Linked DNA regions of Homo sapiens: region 1 is linked to region 2. Evidence: read pairs that join two places in POLR2A ChIA-PET (ENCODE). Cell type or tissue: A673. All regions are shown on one strand. Links, peaks and the distances in the headings refer to the core of each region. The heading gives the core; the rest is flanking DNA.

What was found. Peaks named below come from ENCODE experiments on the same cell type or tissue, not always from the same donor. Only the 100,000 strongest peaks of a DNase experiment are listed, where the experiment ranks them.
Region 1: POLR2A ChIA-PET joins it to region 2 with 5 read pairs; 2 of 35 experiments call an interaction of 5 or more read pairs at or near these places.

What each region holds. Positions count from the first base shown.
Region 1 is chr16:73,120,465-73,129,812 of GRCh38, forward strand. It overlaps a transcript of ZFHX3 not described here. Among named protein-coding and RNA genes, the nearest start is that of HCCAT5, 33 kb to the left of the region's middle. RefSeq lists enhancers at 2,561-2,770, 3,638-4,137. In A673, for the core only: no CTCF peak of the experiment used is centred there; a DNase peak (open chromatin) is centred at 5,607.
Region 2 is chr16:72,997,472-73,006,819 of GRCh38, forward strand. The region is part of intron 1 of ZFHX3 (zinc finger homeobox 3); the gene reads right to left. Among named protein-coding and RNA genes, the nearest start is that of ZFHX3, 46 kb to the right of the region's middle. In A673, for the core only: no CTCF peak of the experiment used is centred there; a DNase peak (open chromatin) is centred at 3,280; H3K27ac peaks cover 590 bases.

The DNA.
Region 1 (9,348 bases), core at 850-8,849, 120 kb after region 2:
GGTCTCACTCCATTGCCCAGGCTACTCTCAAACTCCTGGGCTCAAGTGATCCTTTCACTTTGGTCTCCCAAAGTTCTGGGATTCCAGGCATGAGCCACTGTGCCTGGCCAAACCCCATACCTTTCTTCATGTGCCTTTCTTGATATTGTTTTTGTTTGTTTGTTTTTCTGCCCTATCCTCTCTACCTTTTTTTTTTTTTTTTTTTTTTGAGACAGAATCTCGCTCTGTCGCCCAGGCTGGAGTGCAGTGGCAGGATCTTGGCTCACTGCACCCTCCACCTCCCGGGTTCAAGTGATTCTCCTACCTCAACCTCCCGAGTAGCTGGGACCACAGGTGTGTGCTACCACGCCCGGCGAATTTTTTATATTTTTAATAGAGATGGGATTTCACCGTGTTAGCCAGCATGGTCTTGATATCCTGACCTTGTGATCCGCCCACCTCGGCCTCCCAGAGTGCTGGGATTACAGGTGTGAGCCACTGTGCCGGGCCCCTATCCTCTCTACTTTCTTTGTTTTACATCTATTTATCCGCTTAAGCCACCACTCTCCAATATGGCAGCTGCTAGCCATGCGTGGCTATGGATTACTTGAAATGTGGCTACTGCCAGTGAGGAACTGAATTTTCTACTTTATTTCATCACAATTAATTTAAATTACAAATTTTAAATCAAAGCAATATAATATATGTTTCTGTTAAACACAGCTTTATTGCTTTGATAGGACTACATTTTACTTTAACAATTGAAAATTTGGCATACAAATTGAGATGTACTGTAAGTATAAAATATGCACTGGCTTTCAAAGACTTAACACAATAAAAAGAATGTATAATATCTCATTAATAATTTTTACATTGATTGCATAGTGAAATGGTAATATTTTGGACATATTGGGTTGAATAAAATATATTATTAAGATTATTTTCACCTGTTTGTTTTTACTTTTTAAAATATGGCTACTGGAATATTTAAAATTACACACATGGCTTGTACTGTGTTTCTACTGGACATCTTTGGCCTAGACCATTTCAGACAGCATCTCCTTGAGAACAGTTTTCCCAATCACTCAGGCTAGGCACAGTGGCCTTCTAACATCTTTCATGATATGTTCTTACATAGGACTTATTAGGCTGGCGCAGAACTAATTGCAGCTTTCTTTTTTTTTTTTTTTGAGATGGAGTCTTGCTCTGTTGCCCAGGCTGGAGTGCAGTGGCTCGATCTCGGCTCACTGCAAGCTCTGCCTCCTGGGTTCTCGCCATTCTCCTGCCTCCGCCTCCCAAGTAGCTGGGACTACAGGCGCCTGCCACCACACCCGGCTAATTTTTTGTATTTTTAGTAGAGACGGGGTTTCACCATGTTAGTCCGGATGGTCTGTATCTCCTGACCTCGTGATCCACCTGCCTCGGCCTCCGAAAGTGTTGGGATTACAGGCATGAGCCACCGCACCCAGCCATAATTGTGGTTTTCACCATTACTTTTGAAGGTGAAAACTGCAATTACTTTTGCTCCAACCTATTCATATTAATTATATTCTCTTCATGAATATTATTATTCATGAATATTAATTCATATTGTCTTCGTGTGTCTCTCTCCCCACTAAGACTATAAGTTTCTCAGGGGCAGGAACCATATTTTATATTTCCAGGGCCTGGCACATGGTAGGTACCCTATCCATACTTGTGAAATTAATTAATGGATAGCCACATCAAATTCACAAGTATCTTTAAATATAATTTCACATACAACTGCTCTTTTTTTTTTAAGATGGAGTCTCACTCTGTAGCCCAGGCTGGAGTGCAGTGACGCAATCTCGGCTCACTGCAACCTCCACTTCCCGGGTTCAAGCGATTCTCATGCTTCAGCCTCCTGAATAGCTGGAACTACAGGTGCATGCCAGGCTAATTTTTGTATTTTTTTTTTTTTTAGTAGAGACAGGGTTTCATCATGTTGGCCAGGCTGGTCTCGAAACCCGGACCTCAAGTGGTCTGCCTGCCTTGGCCTCTCAAAATGCTGGGATTACAGGTGTGAGCCACTGTGCCTGGCCACATATAACTAATTTTAGGATTTGTTTTCTGTCTTGCGGCTTCCTGGAGGTCAAGTCTTTTGGCTGTGTCTCTAGGCCACCACGGGGTGCAGTGACCAACTTGGGGGGCCATCAGGGGATTCCCTGTAGACAAACTGTCCAGCCCTTCCTAGCATCCTGTTCCTAGTGGGGCACCAGATGGGCACAGAGCAGGAGTCAGCAGTTAAGGGTGAGCCCCAGAAGGAGCAGAGGAAAGAAAACACGAAGTGAGGAGAGCAGGAAGCAAGACTTCTCCTTCGGCTTTCCGTGGCCCTGGGAGCTGAGCACTGCTGCCAAGCAAACAGTGGTGTGGAGGAGCGAGAAGGAGAGCCCAGGCTGGATGTGGTCGGCCGCTGGGTGGAGTTAAAATGTATAACAAGGGAGAGGCAACTGAAGAAAAGAAAAGATTCTTTTAAAAATTCTGCTCTAGCCTAATTAAAAAAAATTCCACTCCCTCATGCTACGTTTTAAGAGACTGCCCTTTCAGAATTATTTTCAGTCTGGTGGTAACAGGCAGGAAGAGTGTCAGATGTTCACCAAGCTATAAAGAGGACACTCCCCACCCTCTAAAACACAGGGCCAGCCCCCACATTGCTTTTCTGACTTGGGTTATGAGGATACAGGATGTGAAGTTGTCAAAGGCATAGATCTTTCCGGAAAGGAGTGTCCCATGTGGTAGATTAAAAAAAAAAAAAATGGCTACAGTATTTTGCAGCTCCTCCCACCAAGACGTGGAGTCAGTTTCACCAGCCCTTGAATCTGGGTTATACTACTCACGGGACATCAGGACACCTAATGCAAGCAGAAGCTTGACAAGCACTTGCACAGAGGGGTTTGCTCTCTTTTGCTATTTTTGGAATCCAGCCATCATGTGAAGAAGTCTAGACTGGCTTACTAGATCCTGGAGACACATAGCCTGGTCACCCTTGTGGATCCCTCCCAGGTTCCAGGCACATAAGTGATACCATCTGGGACCACCAGGCCTCAGACAGTCCTCACCTGACTGTAGCCACATACACAAGTTCAGGTGAACTCAACAGAAGAACTTCCAAGCTAAGCCCAACCCAAACTGCCAGCCTCCAGGATGGTGAGCTAATTAACAATTGTTGTTTTAAGTCTCTAAGTTTTGGATATTTTAAAAATATGGTGCTATGGTCTCAATGTTTGAGTCACCTGGAAATTAATATGTTGAAACCTAATCCCCAATTTAGGGGCATTAAGAGGTAGAGTCTTTGGGAAGTGATTAGGTTATGAGGGTAGAGCCCTCCTGAATGGGACTCATGCCCTTATAGAAGAGGCCTGGGGGAGCTTGTTTGCCCCTTCTGCAATATGAAGACCCAGTAAGAAGATGCCATTTATGAGGAATGGGACTTCATGAGATACCAAATTTGCCAGTACATTGATCTTGGACTTCTCAGGCTCTAAAACTGTGAGAAATACATTTCTATTGTTTATAAGTTACCCAGTCTGTGGTGTTTTGTTATAGCAGTACAGATGGACTAAGACAGATGGCAAAACCAACCAACCAACCAACTAATACAGTTTGAGTCACAGGTGGGAAAATCCATGTAGAAATAACCACTTTACAACCTTGTATAGGAGAGCTATTATAATAGTGTGTTTTGGCCTGTTCCGGCTGCCGTAACAAAATACCATAAACTGGGTAGCTTTTAAGCAGCAGAAATATATTTGTCCCAGTTCTGGAGGCTGGGAAGTTCAAGATCAAGGCACTGGGGACGGCAGATCTGCTGTCCGGTGAGGGCCTGCGTTCTGGTTCATAGATGATGTCTCCTTGCTGTGCCTTCATGTGGTGGAAGGAGCAAGCTAGCTCTCTGGGTCTCTTTTATAAGATCACTAATTCCATTCATTCATGAGAGCTCCACCCCTATGACCTAATCACTTCCCAAAGTCCCCACCTCCTGATATCATCACATTGAGGATTAGGTTTCAACATTCAGACCATACCCTAGAGCGATTCAGAGTGCGGGCTTTGGAGCCAGGCAGGTTCAGTCCCACCACTTAGATATAATCCTGGACACGTTTGATAGCAACGGTAACAGTGACAGTACATGCTTTGCAGGGTTGTAATGAGAACTGTGTCGGCCAGGGTCACACATCTGTATTAGGATAACTTGAGGAGAGTTTATAAAGGGACTATTACATCTACAAAGATGTGGTCAGGGTTCAGGGAAACACAAGAGAGAGTGTAGCGCACTGGGGTTGTGATAGCACCCAGGTGGGAAGCAAGGACAGGGCATGGTGACGAGAAGCTGGGGACAGAGCAGGTGGGGTCAAGAGGGTTGCTTAACAGGACCCATAACCTTGTGTTGAGAAATGAGTCTGTTCTGCAGTGACATGGCTGGGAGGGGGCTGGGAGAATACAAACTCTGATCTAACTTCTTCCTCTTGCCTATTTTTGCCAGTGATCCTCATTGGCCAAACCCAACTGGAAGCCACTGGGCTTCAAATCAGCCTCCTGTGGCAAAAAGCAAGGTGGAGAAGGTGAGAGAGTAGATCTGGGGCAAATGGAAGGTATCCAGCCCATGGATTTAAAAGCAATAATGCATAGGAAAGCCCTGATCATGTACCTAGCACCCAGTCACTGTTTGCTGTAATATTATTATATTATCGGAAGAAACCAAGAGCTGTGGGTGGCAGAAGAGGAATTGAGCTGTTTTTTTTTTTTTTTTTTTGCTAGGGTGACCTGCAGAATACTCATGGAGGAGGTCTGCTTTGAGTTGTGGCTTGGAGAGATGAAGAAAATAATAGAGCAAACATTGACATGGAACCTACTATGTGCAGGTACCATTCTGGATGTCGTACATACATTAATTTATTTAATCTTCATAGCCACTTTATGGGGTAGGTACTGTGATGGTTAATACTGAATGTCAATTTGATTGGATTGAAGGATATAAAATATTGATCCTGGGTGTGTCTGTGAGGGTGTTGCAGAAGGAGATTCACATTTGAGTCAATGGGCTGGGAAAGGCAGACCCACCCTTAACCTGGGTGGGCACCATCTAATCAGCTGCCAGTGCAGCTAGAATATAAGCAGGCAGAAAAATGTGAAGAGAGAGACTCCCTAGCCTCCCAGCGTACATCTTTCTCCTGTACTGGATGCTTCCTGCCTTCGAACACTGGACTCCAAATTCTTCAGTTTTGGAACTTGGACTGGCTCTCCTTGCTCCTCAGCCTGTAGATGGCCTATTGTGGGAAGCTGTGATCGTGTGAGTTAATACTTAATAAACTCCCATATATATATATGTGTGTATATATGTATATATATATGCATATATATACACACACACACATATCTATTCCATTAGTTCTGTCCCTCTAGAGAACCCTAATACCGTACCATTATTATCCCACTTCACAGATGAGAAATTGAGGCAAAGAGAAGTTAGATAACTCAGTCAAGGTCATACAGTAATAAGAAATGGAGCCAGGATTTGAACCAATTTCAAAGAGGGTGTGGGACACAGCATTTGTTTCTTAGGCACATAGCTGAAAAATGCACAGAGAGGAAGCAGTGAGTCATCCACAGGGACTAGTATGGGGTTTGTGCTAGAGAATGGGGAAAGACAGAGAATGGGGAGAGAGCCAAGGACCAGAATGATGGGTGGAGGAATTTGTCCTCCATTCTGGGAGGCTCTGGGAAGCCACTGAGGACTTCAGAGAAGAGAAAGGCAATCACAGCGGGGCACCAGGAAATTTATCCGTGTGCAAGGCCAAACTAACAAAGCAGGGAGCAACTGGAAGCCAGGCAATCAGCGAGAGGATACTGCAGAGGTCCAAGCACTAGGTGATGAGGGCTTGAATGAGGATGATAGCAGCCTAGATGGAGGGAAGAGACAAGGGCATTGCGCTGCTAGGGGAAGCACAACAGGACTTGGGGACTGAAGTACTGGATGTGTCAAGCGGGGACTGAAGAAACAGAAACAGATGGGAGGTTTGGGAGCCACGTGATAGGTGAATGATAGTATTAGATGTATCATTCAGCCACACTTAGGGTACACGTTGGAAAAAAAGTGTACGTCAGCCAGTCTTGTGTGTTCTTTGGTTGCAGTGCACATGTTAATAAGTTGTACCACTCCCACACACTGCAGTCAGTTGCGAAATAGCAATCTATTTTGCAATATCAGCTCCTGGTAAATTTCACTTGTGAGCCTGGAACAAGGATGGGGGTGGATTCAAGGACCGCCCCCTGAGGTGGTGAGAAGACCAGGGATTGCAGGACATTGTGAGATTCTTTCTGGGGCAGCTGGAAGGATGCTTGGTTGCCCAGCGACAATCCTGCCTCCGCAGCAGTCTTGGTTTCCTGCAGTCCCGGATGCATCTCATTAAAAGGACAGAGGGATGGATGGCCGACACATTTTCTGAAGTGGCATTTTCAACGTCCTGAGTCCTGGTATCTTGTTTATAAGTGGCACTTACAAAATACAAGGGAAAGAAAAAGAAAACGGGAGAGGAAGAAAGGTCTCCTAGGATCTCAAGCATGCAGTGCGTGGATCTTGACTCTCCAATTTCAGCTTGTCTAAGAGACGGGGTGCAGGGCCTCCTTGAAATCCACCTGAAATGAATTAGCCTGAAGTAAAAGTAGGTGTTTATCTCAAGTCATTGCCTCAAATAGCTGACTACCTGTTGGAAGAAGGGTCTGATCGATGCAAACCAGAGCAGTCGTGCGTGAGCTGTTACACAGCGGTTAGTATCGATCAGAGCTAAAGGCTGCCGATAGGAATGTGGAGGAAACTGACAGGCAGAGAAGAGGGAAGAAGGAAACAGCCTTCGCTGGTGGCAGCCGTACAGAGGAAAGCCGATAAAAAGTCAATTCCACTTAACTGAATGGCTGCTAACTAAATATTTTTGGGGCCAGAGCCTTCCCAGGTAGTAGCTGGAGCATCTCTGTTCCGGAACTGAGACATCAAGCGAGAGCCGGGCATCGACAGGCAAGATCACTGGTCCCTGGTGATGGATGGGGGAAGAAGAGAGCCCCTGAATGCAGAGATGGGAGGCTTTGGGCTCAGCCGAGCTGACTGGGGCACTTGAGGACAGCCACTGACCACGGAGCACTGCTGGCAGGCAAGAAAGGAACAGGGTGCAGACTGGATGTTATGGAACAGTTGCTGATTAATTAGTTCATTTAAAACCCCGATGCTTTTTCCTGAACCTCACTCAGTAAGGGCTGTTGAAACTAATGGCTGCAGAGAAAGTTGGACAATGCCTGGTCCTATCACAGACAGAAGCAGAATGGTGCCATATAGTGTAGTTAAGAGACTGGCTGATGACTTATTTTCCTGAACTTTTATGCCCTCGGAAGGATTGTAATTCTTTTTCTTGAATTAGATGTGAACATGTAACTTGTTTGGCCAATGAAATGTGAATAGAAGTGATGCATGTCCCTGCTGGGTAGAAGCATTTAATTACTGGTGTACAACCTTCCTGTTCTTTGCTTGCCACTGTGATCCTGCATACTAGTGTTGATATGGATAAGAGTGAAACTATCTGGAATGTTAAGCAAATGGATGCATAGTTTTCCAAAACTGCAATGAATTTTGTGTGAATAAGGAATAAACTTCTATTGTGTCACATCACTTAATTTTTGGCCTTGTTTGTTACCCAGCATAACTGAACTTTTTCTGACTGATACAGGGGGGCTGGGTTTTAGAATCCTGTCTCTACCAGTTGTTACTATTTGGGTGATTTGGTCTATTTCTTAATCCACCCAAATCTTGTTTTATTTATATACAGCACATGAAAACAGCAACAACAACAAATTACCATGTGCTGAATGTTCACAGGTGCAGGCACGGCAAAAGCTCTGCATATATTAACTTGATTAATTCTCAAAGCAACCATGTGAAGAAACTATTCTTGTCTTAATTTTACAATCATGAAACCTAGTGCTCAGAGAGGTTGAAAGAATTCCCCATGGTCACACAGCTTATAAATGACAGGCAGGAATGCAAACCCAGGCAGACCAACTCCAGAGCACTTTTTCTTAACCATTTTCCTATACTGGCTCTCAGCTTGGGTACTTAATAAATAACAGGTACTATAAGCCCAGGAACAAATGACACTGACTGACCCATACTCAAGCACTCTATATGGAAGGAGAAGAAGAAAAGGTTGCATTTCTTTTGATCTTTTACCATTTTATACTCCCTATTCTCTTACAAGCCTCTGTAGAGTTTGATCCTGTCTGAAACATCCTTCTCCGCTTGTTCCCCAAATCCTGGTTGTTTCTGAAAGTCCAGATCAATTCCCCACTCATTTGTGATACAAACAAGGGAATTCCTTAGCATTAGAAGAGACCATCAGAGAATACCTTTTGGAAGAGTTTCTCATCTATATAACGGGGATGGTAACACTCACCTCATGTGGTTGTTGGAGTAATGGTCATGTTTTATCAATTGAACCCCAAAGAGATCCTGGGGAGAAAGGGGCATTACACTGAGCAAGTGCCTACTTACTTTGTGCTAAGTCTCTCCTTAAACCTTCCCCACACTCTTCCAAAGGGGATAACACTGACCCCAGATGACCGGTGGAGAAACTGAGCCTTAAAGAGTTGAAGTGGGCCTGGTGCGGAGGGGCACACCTGTAATTCCAGCACTTTGGGAGGCTGAAGTGGGCAGATCACTTGAGGTCGGGAGTTTCTAAGACCAGCCTGGCCAACACGGCGAAATCCCGTCTCTACTAAAAATACAAAAATTAGCCAGGCGTGGTGGTGGGTTCCTGTAATCCCAGCTACTCAGGAGGCTGAGGCATGAGAATCGCTTGAGCCTGGGAGGTGGAGGTTGCAGTGAGCCAAAATTGCACCACTGCACTCCAGCCTGGGTGGCAGAGACTCTGACACACACACACACACACACACACACACACACACAGAATTGAAGTGATATCTAGTGTCAGTCTCTATTTTCTCTGAGCCCATGAGACCATTTCACAATTTTGAGGTGTAACAGCCTTCTATGTACCTTAATTAGGAGATCGTCTTTGCCCTCTGCTTGTCAAATGCTGGTTGCTTGAGAAATGCATTCCGTTTACTGATATATCAACGTATTGAGGTGTAGTGTGTGCGTGTGTGTGCATGCAGATGTGTGCGTGTGTGCGTGTGCGTGTGTGCATGTATGTGTGCCCACGCCTGTGTGCATGTGTGCGCGCATGTGCATGTGTGTGCATGTGTATGTGTGTGTGTGTGTGTGTGTGTGTATGCCCACTCGCCAATGTCTGTGCTCATGCTCCTTTCAACCGATATTTTGGGTATGGGCTAAGGAGAGTGTGC
Region 2 (9,348 bases), core at 636-8,635:
GAGGCAGCGACTCAGTCTTCTCGCTACACATCTGTCTCCTCACTTTCCAGTCAGATCACAGCCAGTGGGACACAATCTGACAAAGTTCTGTCTAAGGTGGGGTAATCTGAAAAGCAAATACAGATCATCTCCCCCCAGACTTATTCACAGCACTCCCCACTGGAGCCAGGTTTGACTTTCCACAAAGTTCACTGGCCAGAATCATAACCCACACATCTATGGCTCTTCCTTCTTTAACCATCTTTCATGTAAATCCTTCATCTAAAAGGGGAACCACCTATCTATGAACTTTAAATTTCCCAGTATCCATGTTAAAAAAGGGGAGGGGCCTGGTGCAGTGGCTCACAGCTGCAATCCTGACACTTTGGGAGGCCGAGGCGGCAAGATCGCTTGAGCCCAGGAGTTCCAAGACCAGCCTGGGCAACACAGGGAAAGCCTATCTCTACAAAAAAAGAAAAAAATTAGCTGGGTGTGATGGTGTGCACCTCTGGTCCCAGCTACTCAGGAGGCTGGGATAGGAGAATTGCTTGAGCCTGGGAGGTGGAGGCTGCAGTGAGCCATGATTGCACCACTGTACTCCCGTGATTTAAAGCAAGACCCTGTCCAAACAACAAAAATGAAAACATAAAAACAAAAAAATAATTCAAGGCTAGGTGCGGTGGCTCACACCTATAATCTCAGCACTTTGGGAGGCCAAGGCAGGCAGATTACCTGAGGTCGGGAGTTTGAGACCAGCCTGGCCAACATGGTGAAACCCCATCTCTACTAAAAATACAAAAATTAACCAGGTGTGGTGGTGCATGCCTGTAATCCCAGCTGCTCAGGAGGCTGAGGCACAAGAATTGCTTGAATCCAGGAGGCAGAGTTTGTAGTGAGCCAAGATCATGCCACCACACTCCAGCCTGGGCAACAGACTGAGACTCTGTCTCAAAAAATAATAATACTAATAAGGGGAAAAAAGAAACAGGTGAAATTCATTGTAATATGTCTTATTTAACCGAATCTGTCTACACATTATTTCAAACGTAATCGATCTAGGTTTTATTAAGACAGTTTCCCCTTGTTTTCCTACTAAGCCTGGGAAAACTGGTATGTGTTCCACACTCACAGTATGGCTCAGGGCGAACCAGCCACATTTCGGGTGCTTAGGGGCCACATACTGCAGTAATGTAAAACCCTGGCTTCCTCTAATCATGAGAACCTAAAACATAACTCTGATCTGGCCCCACTGTAATAATTCATGCTTGTAGTTCTCACTCACAGACTTTACAGAACTTACCGCTGCTCAAGACTCTTTCCCACGGCATTAACAATTATATTTGGGTGACATGTCAAGAAGTTAAGCTGCCCGGGCCTGGAGTTAACAGATTTTCACAGAATTGTGTACAACTTATCTGGTCCATCAGATCGTCTCTCTGGGGCTTGTCCACCATTAAACTAGACCCCTGGGGTTTCTTAATTTAAAATCCTCATAACCCTTTAACTTGAAAACTCACTGTCTTTGCAATGACATGTGGTTAACTCTGTAGTAGCCACATAAACATCTCCTCATTCTTAAACAGGAGACTTCCATTTTGACCTAATCTGAGATTATTCTGAATTATTTCTGCCCTAGTCACATGTACGCTACAGACATGAGATTACACAGAATAATCAACTGAGGTGGTGCCTACACAATCTTTTGTTTTTTTGTTTTGAGACAAAGTCCCGCTCTGTCGCCTAGGCTGGAGTGCAGTGGCACCATCTTCCCTCACTGCAACCTCCGCCTCTCAGGTTCCCAGGTTCAAGCAATTCTCCTGCCTCAGCCTCCTGAGTAGCTGGGATTATAGGCACATGCCGCCACACCCGGCTAATTTTTGTATTTTTAGTAGATACAGGGTTTCGCATGTTGGCCAGGCTGGTCTCGAACTCCTGACCTCAAGTGATCCTCCCACCTCAGCCTCCCAAAGTGCTGGGATTACAGGCATGAGCCAACATGCCTGGATACCTGGAAAATCTTAAGGCACAAACAAACACAGGACAAATCCACAGGCTTGGGAATCACTATAAGCAGAAGAAAAATGTCCACAGGGCATAAACTTTGGAGGCATGCTCACAGCAACCGCTAACCAGAAAACTTCGCAGGCTCAGTCCAGATCTGGGCAGGATTGGCTCAGGGGTGACCCATCTATCCTGAGAGCTGTCAGGACCCCATCCTATTGGGCACGATACAAGTCAGACATGGGACAGCCTTCGATGCCAGCGTGGGCAGGGGTCTCACCTGAGCCCACGAGACCACACACACTTTGGCAGCAACTCTTGAATCAGTCAATTTTCTTCACACCATAAGTACATACTTCACTCTCTCCGCTCAGCAGCTGCACCTGCCCTATCTGGTGGAGTGGAGGACACTGGCAAGCTGAAAGCTTCTGCAGGCTCATCCATCCAGATTCAGCTCTAAGAGCAGGGCAACCCGGGGAAAATGGAAACATACAGAAAACAGTTCACTTCTGGCTTGTCGCTTTGGCTGCAGGCAAGAGAAGGTGTGCACAGAGTTTTGAAGGAAAGACTGGAATGGGCTGACACTGGGCTTTGTTCCCGGAGCCCCATGGGGACAGGGCTGGCTTCCGAACCTAGAAATGCAGAGAGCTGCTCTCCAACAGGTGGAGGGCCCACCCGAGTAAGTATCCCGGGCAGAAGAACAGAGCAGGCACCACTGTCTGTCAACACCAGGCTCGGCATCCTCCCATCCCCCAGGGTCCCTCGACCTGTCCCCAGGGCACTGGAGAGAGGAGGGAGGGACGAAGGGCACGCGGTGAAAGGAAGGAAGGAGGCGCCTCTTCTTGGCGAGCTGATGGGTGTGAGTGGTGAGCATGAATTAAAAAGCCATCCGGGAACAATGGTCTTTTCATATTTGGAGCCTGTTCTGCACAAAGCTCAGCTTGTTCTAGTGGGAGGACTCTGCTTTCCATTTTTTTCCTAACTCATTTCCTAGGGTTGTGGCAATGTCTGGCACTCGGCTCAACCCAATAGAGTATCCTTTAACTGAAGGATGTGCCAGGCAGGCCTCCTCCTTGACTTCGTAAGTGGTGGCATTGAGACACACAAAAAGGGACAACTTCAGGAAGCTTTTCTGTCTCGACCCGTGGGCTCCCAAAGAGCTCCTGGGTGTTTCTCTGAATAGCTGCCTAACCCACAGAAACACACACTGGATGTTTTCAGCGGCCAAACACCCATTTCCCTCTCAAATTACGCTAGACATGCCACACCCAGCAGACACTCCAAAGCCTAACTGGAAAAGGACAGCGGATGGGCGTCAGATCATGTGACAAGACCTTCCTCCACGTTCGACACACTCCTGGAGTCTCTGCTGAACCCCACAAACCCCTTAGGCAAAGCAATTTTGAAACTGGGGGTGGAGACAAGAACAGCAGCCAACACTAAGCAATGAAGCTGTTCCTGACACTTGAACAAACTGTCGCCTCACTCAGTCCTTATGATCCCTGGTGGGCAGCCTCTAAGCCAGATCCTCCAATCCCACCCCGTGGCATTCACACCCTTGTGTAGTCCCCTCCCCTTGGGAGTGAGCAATACATAGGGACTCACTTCTTACCAACAGCATGCAAATGGAATAGGACAAATGTGATAGGACACCACTTCTGAGATGAGGCTGCAAAGAAACCGTCATTTTAGTCATCTGCACCCTTCTCCTCCTCCTCTCCCTTATGGAAGCCAAGTGCCCCATTGTGAGCTGCTCTGTGGTGAGACCCACATGGCAAAGAACTGAGAGCAGCCTCCAGCCAGCAGCTCTTGGGGAAATGAATCCTATCAACAACCGTGTGTGTGAGCACAGATTTCAGTCTGTCCCCAGTCAAGTCTTCAGATGAGACCACGGCCCCAGGTAAACACTTTGACCTTGCAGCAGGGGACCCAGCTACGCCACAGCCCGATTCCTGACCCACAGAAACTGTAAGATAATAAGTGCTTGCCATTTTAAGCTACTGAACTTAGGGGTAATCTGTGATGCAGCAATAGATAACAATACACATCTCCATTTTGCAAATGAAAAGATATAATGGAGGCCAGGAGTGCTGACTCATGCCTGTGGTCCCAACACTTTGGGAGGCTGAAGTGAGAGGATCACTTCAGCTCAGAGGTTCAAGACCAGCCTGGGCAAGATAGCAAGACTCTGTCTCTACAAAATTTTTTTTAAAAAAAGGTTAGCCAAGTGTGGTGGCACATGACTGTCGTCCCAGCTATTCAGGAGGCTGAGGTGGAAGGATGCCTTGAGCCCGGGAGGTCAAGGCTGCAGTGAGCCCTGACTGCACCACCACGCACTTCAGCTTGGACAAGACAGTGAGACCCTTCAAAAAAAAAAGGGGGGGAAAGAAAAGAAAATATATAATTTTGGCCAGTAAGTAGCAGAGATTCTCACTTAGGCCAGACTGACTCTCTCTAGCCACCTTCCTCTCACCATGTGGCATTACCTATCAAGCCCACATTCCGGTCCATAGACCAGAAAAGCAGCAAAACTCCCTGGGCCTCTCTCCATCCTCACAGATGACAGAGACACCTAACAGTCATGCCCCCAAATAAAAGGATACCAGATTGCTTTGGAATTTTAGGGTTGAAGAAAGAGTGAGGAGAGAATCCAGTCTAACTTTCTTTTACAGATAAAGCATCTGAGACCCACAGCCATAAAGTAACGGACATGGAACTCAAACCCCCGCCAGGATAGCACGTGACTCTTTAGGGATTCCAGGAAACTTCTACTCAAACATGCTGAACAAGCTTCTACTTCTCTGGCCAGGAGAACTCCATCAGTAACTCTGGTCTTCTCTTTTGGCACACCAAGATTAATGCTCTGTGGTGGCTGGCTCCCCTGGCACTTGGCAGCTTCTCCTATACCTGCCCCCTAAGTCCTTCCACAAAGTGACGAGATAGAGAAGGTAGATCAGAGCGTCTTCTCCTTGGTTAATACCAGAATCGACATATCACATATCACAACTGCATACTGCCCACCCAGCTTATGCTGAGGTGTGATCTAAGTTTGCTTTGAAATTCAGTGACATATCAGAAAGACAGCACACACATTTCCATCAAGACAGCTAACTTGGGCAAAGGTGTTCTCAAGTACCCAAGGCGATTGATTCCACAAGCTTGCAGATCACTAAGACTTCCACTATTTTTACAAACACATACCATAGATGCTTACAGTAAATATCATAAATAATTAAAGCTAAGTAGCCTAAGGACATTTTGTGAAGCATCTTTGCTGCTTTTTTTTAAATTAGGTTCTCGCTAATTCACAAGATTGAATAATCTCCAAAAAGCCTCCAAACACAGCCACAGGCCAGTGCTATTTAAGTGATTCTACATTTTTGCAAACTTTTAAGCACATATTTTCTTCTCATGACAAAAAGTAATAGATATTCACTATGCGGAGCTCAGAAAACAAAGTATTAAAAGTAGCCTGTACTTCTACCAGCTGGAAATAGCCATCAGTCATATGTAATTCTTTAGCTTCTCTTCTATGCATATTTTAAAAATTAAACTGAAGTCCTATAGTCCACAGAGTTCCTTTCATTCCATTTACATCACTGTTTTCCCACATTTATAACCAGGAGGCAGGAGTTTTAAATAGCTGCATAAGCATCTACCATATGGCTGCACCACAGTTTAAATCAATCCCCTGTAAGATTTTTCAGATAGTTTCCATTTTTCACTATTATAAATGTCTGTTATAAGTGTCTGTAGCAAAAATCTTTATGTATAAATTTCCTTTGCACGACTCTCAGGGTTTCCTTATTACAAATGGAGTTGTCACCAGTCCTGATCCGGGTATTAGACGTAAGATAATTAAAGGGAAAAAAAAAAAAAAACCATCAGACAAAGACTCCGCCCTTGTGAAGCTTAGATTCTAGCAGGGGAAACAATCAAGGATAATACATTTTTTGCTAGGCACAATGGCTCACACCTATAATCCCAGCACTTTGGGAGGCCAAGGTGGGTGGATCATCTGAGGTCAGGAGTTCGAGACCAGCCTGGCCAACATGGTGAGACCCCCCCCTCCCCACCCCGCCCCATCTCTTAAAAAAAAAAAAAATTAGCTGGGAGTGATGGCGGGCGCCTGTAGTCCCAGCTACTCAGGAGGCTAAGGCAGGAGAGTCGCCTGAACCAGGGAGGCAGGGATTGCAGTAAGCTGAGACTGCACTACTGCACTCCAGCCTGGACGAAACAGCGAGACTCCATCTCAAAAAACAAACAAACAAACAAAAAGGATAATACATTTTTTTAATTGTATAGTATTTTACTAGTGGCATATGGTATGGTCAGAAATGCAGAGGCAGAACAGAGTGAGGGGGTCAGGAATTCACGGGGGGAAAAGCTACACATTTAAATAAACCTTAAAGTTTCTTGACACATACTGCCAAATGATCCTCCAGAAAGGGTATACTAATTTTTATACCCAATAACCAGATCAGGGTATTTGCTTTTTTTTTTTTTTCCACTTAGTTCAAAAAAACAAAACAAAACAAAAAAAGCTCAACCTTACCAGTAATCAAATACGTTAAAACAATGAGGTCTCATTTGGCTCTTCAAATGGGCAGCCTAGATTTATTCTTCATGAATTGTCCATTTGTGTTCTTTGCCCATTTATCTCTTTTTATTTTTGTTTACCACAATAATAACTACATAAAAACACGACTTTTTTTTTTTTTTTTTTTTTTTTTAAGTAGAGACAGGTATCACTATGTTGCCCAGGCTGGTCTCAAACTCCTGGGCTCAAGCAATCCTCCCACCTCAGCCTCCCAAAGTGCTAGGATTACTGTGCCTGGCCTCCATTTTTCTCTATCTGTATGCATCAATCTTTTTTTTTTTTTTTTTTTTTTTTTGAGATGGAGTTTCACTCTTTCACCCAGGCTGGAGCACAGTGGTGCAATCTCGGCTCACTGCAACCTCTGCCTTTTGGTTTCAAGCCATTCTCCTGCCTCAGCCTCCCAAGTAGCTGGGATTACAGATGCCCACCATCACGCCCAGCTAGTAGAGATGGGGTTTCCCCATGTTGGCCAGGCTGTTCTTGAACTCCTGACCTTGTGATGTGCCTGCCTCAACCTCCCAAAGTGCTGGGATTACAAGTGTGGGCCACTGCACCTGGCTGTTTCATTCATTTTTAAGAGCTCTTTATATATTAAGGATTTAGGACACACTGTCAATTCCATGTGCTCTAAACACCTTTTCACAGTTTGTCATATGCCTTAAAATTTTGTGATTAGTGACCAGCATGCACAATTTTTTTTAAGTAGACTACATCAATCTTTTCTATTACAATTTCTTCCCCACAAGGCTTAGGCCTAATATTCCTCACTGCCCTATATTCAGATCAATATTAACCTATATTTTCTTCTAGCTCTTTTGTGATTTTAGTTTTACTTTTACCTCTCCAACTCACCTGGAATGGATGGTAACATATGCTATGAAAAATGGCTCTAACCTAATTTTTCCGCCATTTGGCTATCTAACTGTCCTACAACCATTTATTGCATAATTTTATAATACGAGAGGCAGTGAAGTGCAGTGATAGAGATCACTGGTTTTGCTGTCAGTTACATCAGTGTCCAAGTCTGGCTGACTTTGAGCCTGTTACTTAAACTCCCTGAGCTTCGGTTTCCTTCACTATAAAATGAACTATTAGTAATGTATTAGTAGTATCCAATTCATCTGGTTTTTATGAGGATTAAATAAGTTCATATAAAGTCTTGGTCTGGTGCAGTGGCTCACGTCTTATAATGCCAGCACTTTGGGAGGCCAAGGCGGGAAGATAATGAGGCCATGAGTTTGAGACCAGCCTGGCCAACAATGGTGAAACCCAGTCTCTACTAAAAATACAAAAATTAGCTGGGCATGGTGGCGCACACCTGTAGCCCCAGTTACTTGAGAGACTGAGGCAGGAGAACTGCTTGAGCCTGGCAGACAAAGGTTACAGTGAGCCAAGATCGTGCCACTGCACTCCAGCCTAGGTGAGGGAACAAGACTCTGTCTCAAAAAAAGAAAAAAGTTGGCTGCGCACCATGGGTCACGCCTGTAATCCCAGCACTTTGGGAGGCCGAGGCGGGCAGATTACGAGAACAGGAGATGGAGACCATCCTAGCTAACACAGGGAAATCCCGTCTCTACTAAAAATACAAATTAGCCGGGCGTGGTGGCCGGCGCCTGTAGTCCCAGCTACTCGGGAGGCTGAGGCAGAAGAATGGCGTGAACCCGGGAGGCAGAGCTTGCAGTGAGCTGAGATTGTGTCACTGAACTCCAGCCTAGGCAACAGAGCGAGACTCCGTCTCAAAAAAAAAAAAGGTCTTCAGCATAATGCTTGGCACTTAGAAGTTCTGAAGCGTTATGTGAGCTGTTACTCTGATTCCTCTCACTTAACATGAAATACAACCTTTACCAGACACATTTCTATTTGATTCCATCCCACTGAGTGATCTCTATATTTTCTAACCAGTTTTTCCCAGTATATGAGAAAGCTAATTATCTTTTAAAATGTTACGTTGTAACTGAACTCCTTAATTAAATTTAAATGTGTCTTGGGCCACTAGGAAGACAGTAACATCTGGAAATAATTTTCTTTGTTTCTTTTTAACCATTATTTGACTTTGGTTTGTCCATCCTGACCAGTTCAATAAGGTAGGAAAAAGAAATTAGCAAATTAGTATATTCCATAGTCTCCATTGTGTTCCCAGTTTCAGAATGTTGCCTCTCATGATTCATCACTAAGTCTGAGGGTGTTGGCTGCCTGTTTCTTCATTGAGAAGTCAATGCATCCTCTTTCAAGCTTGAGTTTTCAAAATTCTAAGCAGACTAGGAATAAGGGTAGAAAATTACCAAATGCAGTCAAGTGTGACGGCTCAAGCCTATAATCCCAGAATTTTGGGAGGCCAACGCAGGAGGATAACTTGAGGCCAGGAGTTTAAGACCAGCCTGGACAACATAGTGAGACCCCAATCTCTATGAAAAAAAAAATTAAAGCCCAGCATGGTGGTGTGTGCCTGTAGTCCCAGCTACTCAAGGTGATGCAGGAAGACTGCTTGAGCTGGAGGTCAAGGCTATAATGAGCCATGATTGCACCACTGCACTCCAGCCTAAGCAACAAAACAAGACAAAGAAAGAAAAGAAAGAAAAGAAAAAAAAGAAAGAAACGAAAGAAAAGGAAAGGAAAGGGAGGAAGGAAAGAGGAAAGGAAGGAAAGGAAGGAAGGTGATCAAATGTATCTCTCACACACATACACACAGACAGACAGCTGTCCCTTGCTATATCTCCCATAGATCCCGAAAATCTGAGGATAGTCAAGTCCCTGATATAAAACAGCAT